2 separate regions of the Homo sapiens genome follow, and region 2 is linked to region 1. The links are chromatin contacts, found by Hi-C or POLR2A ChIA-PET in ENCODE. All regions are on one chromosome and are shown on one strand. The core of a region is the stretch at or near the end of the contact, and the rest is flanking DNA. Distances in the headings are between cores, read along the strand shown.

The links. Hi-C counts contacts between places; a loop is a spot of excess contacts on that map. ChIA-PET counts read pairs that join two places held with the same protein, here RNA polymerase II (POLR2A). Pooled maps may share reads with other maps.
Region 2: a map of chondrocyte shows a loop between it and region 1 (3-fold over the local background). The contact joins the promoter of CPNE9 here to the promoter of LHFPL4 in region 1. A Hi-C loop is called at or near these places in 1 of 168 maps with a recorded cell type or tissue (chondrocyte) and 1 of 50 pooled maps. POLR2A ChIA-PET finds 5 or more read pairs at or near these places in 4 of 52 experiments (H1, HEK293, T-cell and 1 more).

Annotation. Positions count from the first base shown.
Region 1 is chr3:9,552,291-9,555,408 of GRCh38, reverse strand. LHFPL4 (LHFPL tetraspan subfamily member 4) reads left to right here and starts at 1,587. Exons shown (of 4, transcript NM_198560.3): 1 at 1,587-1,724; 2 at 2,562-3,118. The coding sequence starts at 2,730.
Region 2 is chr3:9,702,159-9,705,276 of GRCh38, reverse strand. CPNE9 (copine family member 9) reads right to left here and starts at 1,444. Exons shown (of 21, transcript NM_153635.3): 1 at 1,213-1,444; 2 at 650-690; 3 at 482-528; 4 at 283-386. The coding sequence starts at 1,280. MTMR14 (myotubularin related protein 14) reads right to left here. Exons shown (of 19, transcript NM_001077525.3): 19 at 2,884-3,118. RefSeq lists an enhancer at 895-1,805.

The DNA of each region.
Region 1 (3,118 bases), core at 338-2,837:
CTCATGATTCCAGGATCACAGGGTTCTCAGGAAACAGCCAAGATGCGTCTCAAGAAGCCAAATGGAAGGGGAAATCAAATTTATTGAGCACCTCATGTTCAAGCGCTGAATGAGACTAATTCACGTGGTTCCCAGGTCTCCAAATTGTGGGATTTTATGGATCCATAACTTTAATAAAATTTGGGATTGAAATAGGCTATCTACTTTTTATTTTGGCAAATAAAGACATTTAAAAAACCTCCCGTTAACTATCACCACTATTTCTTAAAAGAAGTGAATTTTTTTTTTGCAAGAAGCAAGTAGGAAATACATAATCTCAAAACAAAAAGAGCAGTCCGACTTCCCCACTGGAAAAAAGACAGTTGGCAATCTTACATGATTTTTTTTTTTTTTTTTTTTTGCAGATAAAATTGCATTTCTTGTTGAAATTTCTTTTAGAGACGAGGTCTGTCTCTGTAGCGCAGGCTGGAGTGCAGTGGCACGATCATAGCCCACAGCAGCCTTGAACTCCTGGCCTCAAATGGTCCCCCCACCTTACCCTCCCTAGTAGCTGGGATGACAGGCACAAGACACTGTGCCCAGCTCCAGATACACATTTTGAGATTGACCCGTGTATGGGGTCCAGTATTTGAGACCTGCTAACATGGATTGCTTTTTGCCACCCCACCCCACTTACATGCCTGTGAAGTGTGACTTAAGCTGCCCACTTTACAGATGAGGAAACAGAGGTTTAGACAGAGTGGTAGTGCAAGGTCACAGAGACAGTTTTAGACTCAGTTTGTCTGGGTTCAAACCCACATCATCTTGACAGATCCTAAGCCAAAGGCTATTTTCCAGCAGGGAAAGAAATGAACCACGCCGGCTCCCCCTTGGGGTGCGCCTGGGGTGTTCTGTGACCTAACCCTGTGCCTGGCCTTTGATGCTTTTTCCTTAACACATCTTTATGGTGTGCCTACTTCATGCCAGGCGCTGAGCTGGGGGCAGGGGAGAGTGTAGGGAGGGAAACCAAAAATGTCCCAGCCCCTTTCTCTCCTGTCCCCTAGTACTCACTCCGGGTCTGGTTCCCCAGGCCTCGCTCCTTGCCCTGGCAGCCAACGAATCCCCATCGCAGGCGTGGGCTGCTACCAGTTTAAGGGGTTCCCTCTCCCAGGGGTGTTGGCAGTTTCCTAGGAGACTCTGGGAACCTTCAACGCCTCCAAGACCCAAAGGACTGAAAGCGTAATGGTGCAACTTCAGGCACTGTGATAGGTTCCAGGGGAGGTAATTGGGAGTAAGAGATCCGTTCAAATCCTGTCAAATAATACCCCCTCCAGCTCCTTCCCCACTCCCATAGGCTTTGTGGGGCCTCACAGCCCCTTAGCTCAGGCTGGAAGAAGGGAGTCCCCTACATCGGGGGCCCTACTGTGGAGGTGTGCTTGCTGCCCCGGCTGGGGGACCCCAGGTATCGTGGCCACCCTTCCCCCCAACTGCCAGAACCAGGAGCACCCTTCCCCGGTTCCGCCCCGCCCCGTCCCGCACGCCCGCTCGGGAGCGCGCCTCCGCCGGGCCGCGCCGGTGCACGAGAGCGCGCGCCTCGGCGCGGGAGCGCGCCCCGGGGAGAACCCGAGCAAGATGGAGGCCGCGCAGAGGCCGCCGCCTGGGCCGAGGCAGCCGCTGCTGGGAGCGCCGAGCCGCGGCGCCTAGGCCGTGCCAGTCCCGGATCCGCTGCCTCCGGCCGTGCCCAGGTTGGTCTCCCCGCACCCTTTCCCCGCGGCCGCAGCCTCGCGCGCGTCCGGCCTGGGCGCGGGGCAGCCGCCCCCCCAACCCCGGCCCTACTCGGGCCCGGCCGCTCCCCAGCCCCCCGGGGACAGCCCCTGCCCACCGCCTGCTCCTCGCGGGCCCCGCTGCTCACCGGCCCCGGTCTTTCGTTCCTTTGGCCTGGAAACCCCCTCTCTCCAACCCTGGCCCGCCAATCCTAGGCTCCCTCCAGCCTACCTCCAGCCCTGGCTTCTGAGGACAGCCCCCCCTTCCTCGCCCCGTGTCCAGCAGTCCCAGCCCCCGATCCCGCTCTAGCTGTATCCTAATTCTGCCACTTTGCCCTCTTAGACCCTCATACCAGCCCCCATTCCCCGTCCCAGCCCCCATATTACCTTCCCAACCACCCAGTCCCAGCCTCTTAAATTCCCTCTTCCCCCATCCTAGAAGCGCCCACCACCGCCTCATAGTCCCTTGCTAGACACCCAATACCAGACCTCCTTCTACCCCTTAATACCAGTCCCCAAATTCCCTTCTGAGCTCCCTAAATTCAGCCCCTCTGCTAGTCCTCCAACACCAGTCTCCAGCCTCCATTCCACCTCCCCTTGTCCCCTCCTACTCCCGTAATACCAGCTCTCAAACCCCCTCCCCAACTCCCCCATGGCCACTTTCAAGCACCTCCCCCCGCACTTCCAGGTCTCATATCCCCATCCTAGGCGCCCCCCAACTTTCTCATGGCCCCCTCCTAGGCCCCCCAGTAGGAGACCTTTGCCAGTCCCCCTAGACACGGCCTCAACACTCTCATGACCCCTTCCTCTCTCCCTTAGCAGCTCCCAGACGCCCCCAGCTCTGCCCCAGGCCCCGCCCTCGCGGGTTCCTTGACTCAGGGCCGCTTCTCGCGTGCGTCCCCAGCTCCCGCCCGGCAGCCCGGCGCTCCGTCCCGGGCCGGCGGCCCCCGCCAGCCGCCGCCGCCGCCGGCCCCGCCTCCGGGCACCATGCTGCCCTCGCAGGAGGCCTCCAAGCTCTACCACGAGCACTACATGCGGAACTCGCGGGCCATCGGCGTGCTGTGGGCCATCTTCACCATCTGCTTCGCCATCATCAACGTGGTGGTCTTCATCCAGCCCTACTGGGTGGGCGACAGCGTGAGCACCCCCAAGCCTGGCTACTTCGGCCTCTTCCACTACTGCGTGGGCAGCGGGCTGGCGGGCCGCGAGCTCACCTGCCGGGGCTCCTTCACCGACTTCAGCACCATCCCGTCCAGCGCCTTCAAGGCGGCCGCCTTCTTCGTGCTGCTCTCCATGGTGCTGATCCTCGGCTGCATCACCTGCTTTTCGCTTTTCTTCTTCTGCAACACGGCTACGGTCTACAAGATCTGCGCCTG
Region 2 (3,118 bases), core at 195-2,694, 150 kb before region 1:
GAGGCCAAGTCAGGGGCTGCTGGGGGCAGGGTTGTGTGGAAGGGGTCGGGCCTGAGGTGGAGCTGCGATAGGAGCAGAGTTGTGGGCGGGGCCAGAGCGGGGGACGGAACTGGACCGCATCTCATAAAAGGGCAGGGCTCAGGCTAGAGGGGGCCATTCAGAATGGGAGGGAGGCCTGCGAGAAGAACCAGGCCGGAGGCGAGGCGGGGGTGGGGCCAGCCAGAATTCCGGGCGGATCCAGGTCGGGGGCGGGCCAAGCCAGAATTCCAGGCGGGGCCTCACACATCGAAGCGCAGATTTTGCTTTTCCTCAAAGAAATAGTCGAGGACGAATTTGCGCACGAAGTCTGGGTTCAGCGTGTTATCAATCACCTCGGTCCGTCCGAACTGGGTAGGGGGGTGGAGGGTCAGCGTGGGACGTGCAGACGGGCAGGGGAATTCCCGGGCGACGCCCTGGGCCGGGAGGGGGCTCTGGGACTCACCTCCCGCCACTCCTGGCTGGCCCGGCTCTGCGTGTAAAGCACCACCACTGCAGGTGGGGGCGGGGAGGGAAGGACGTCAGGTCGGCTCCCACCCCTGGCCCCGACTCCACCCGCCCCTGAGTCGCGCCCAGACCCCAAGTTCCCCCTCCCGGTCCTGGAGCCGCCTACTGGGGTCGGACTTGGAGAAGGTATCAAGGTCTAGCAGGTTCCTAGAGAAAAGCAACAGACAGACAGAGTGGATCATCCTGGAGTCCGCCCGCCTCGAGTCGGCTCTGAGCCGGGCACTGAGGAGAGGCATGGGGCCCGCATCGAACCTCTGTCCCCCATGGCTACCCCCAGCCGGGGTCCGCTCTGTCAGCACTCTGGACAGCACCGGAAATCGCTGTCCAGGAACCATGGCTCTGCGGACTGGACGCGAACGCACCCACACTGTCTCCAAGGGCCCAGGAAAGAGGGCTCGCCCCAGAACTTTGTCCTCCTGGGGCCGAGCTCCTACCGGATATCTGCGACCCACCCCCTGAACCCGCAGGCTGAGCCCTTTTTTCGGGGTGGGGCTGCCCAAGACCCCCCGCTTCTCGATCCCACCAGCTACTCGCCCTGTCATCAGCTGTGATTTTCCAGCCAATTTCGCCTCTCCCCGGGGGTCTAGCCCCTGCCCAGGCTGAGCCCCGCGGCTGGCTGGGGCTGGGGCAGTGCCAGTGCCTAAGCCCTCCCCAGCGCGGCCCGCTCACCGGCAGGACACGGTAATTTCAATCTTGGTGGCCGGGACGCTGCGCTCGGAGGCTCCGCCGAGAGACATGGCTGGTCGGGCGACCAGAGCCGCAGGAGGCTGCGAGACCAGGGCTGCTGGGGCTAGGGGCGACGGCAGCGGCGGGGCCGGCCCATGTGCCGCGGTGTCGGCGGCGGCGGCGGCTGCACTCGCTCCAGCCCTGCGTGCGCTCCAGCCGCTCGCGCCCTGACAGTGGCCGCCGGCGGCAGCGGCTCCAGATGGCAGCACAGCCCCGCCCGGCCCTGCGGGCGGCCCCCGCCCCATTGGAGCAGCCTGGAGCCAGCGGGGAACCTCACCCCGACTCCCAACTCCAACCCACACCTTGGTAGAGTCTGCCCTGCGCAAGTCTCTGGGGTGGAAACCCAAGCCCCCTAGAGTTGTCCATGATGCTGAAACATTTGGGGCACCTGGTGGGCACTGGAATTGTTGCCTCTTACTGAGCCACTCCCTTAGTGTTTCTGTCTTTTCCCACTCCCAGCCTGCCTAGGTCTCTGAATAGGAAAAGTACATCTCTTAGTAGCTGTGTGACCTTGGACAAGTTACTCAACATCTCTGTGGCTCAACCGTGAAAGGCCGTCAGAAAGGCCTTTAACAGCAGCTACTTTAGGTGCTGTAAAATTTTACTGAGATAACCCAAGGAAAACACTTAGCACACAGCAAGTGCTCAGTAAACATTCACTGGTATTTATGATTTGTCCTCTGGGTATTCACAATGATGACAGTAAATGGTGGCTGTTGAGCACCGTGCAAAGCTGTCTGCCCATGCCTTTAACCCTCACGACTTTCATGGCGTTACAGATGCGGACACACTCTCATGACGCAATCTACTGTAGGTTACACTGTAGAAGAGGGTGGTGGTCAGCCAGGCTCTCACCCACCACACATGCACACCAATTGCTATCTCCAAAGCTTCAGAAGCCAGTCCTTCCTCCATAGGCAGGGCTCAAGGTAGGGGATGCAGGTCACCCGTACCAGGACCCTGCTGCCTACAGAACTTGTTAAAGATGAAGATCCTGGTCAGGTACGGTGGCTCATGCCTGTAATCCCAGCACTTTAGGAGGCCAAGGCAGGCAGATCACTTGAGCTCAGGAGTTTGAGACTGGCCTGGCCAACATGGTGAAACCCCATCTCTACTAAATACAAAAATTAGCTGGGGATGGTGGCACGTTCACGTAGCTACTCAGGAGACTGAGGCAGGAGGATCGCTTGAACCCAGGAGGCAGGGGTTGCAGTGAGCCAAGATTGTGCCATTGCACTCCAGCTTGGGTAACAGTGAGACTCCATCTCAAAAAATCTGAAAAAAATGAAGATCCTCCAGCTCCTAATTCCCAGGCAACTTCCTTAGCAACCCTAAGGCTAAAGCTCAGGCAGCCCTGGGAATGTGCACAGCTCATCAGGCTCTCTAGGTGACTAGGACCTGCTTAGGCCCGAGAACCACTACTCTCAACAGTCTTGAGTGTTGTCCCCACTGCAGGGACTACCATGGCTCATGAGTGGAGAGGTATACCTGTCGCCAGTTCTCTTCCTGTTTCACCTGCCCTCCACATAAAAACCCCTTGTCCAGCACAAGGAAGGACAATGAGAACCTTCCTAGTAGCTCCACAAAGACAATAACCAAATGATGACACAAGAGTGGCTATTCAAAAAGACTTTGATTTTATTTTGTGATCTGTGTCAAACTGCCTCATTCTCAGTGCAGGTGATCCCTCCTCCCCAGAAACAAGAACTGACAGGTAGGGTCTTTGTGAAGTCATGGCTTCCACAAGGCCCCAGGGAAACCCCACACAGTTCTGAGAGTTGATGGGAATCCCAGCAAAGATGGGGTGGGTGGGAGACAGTGACAAGAAGGGGTGGTGGTCACCAGTCAA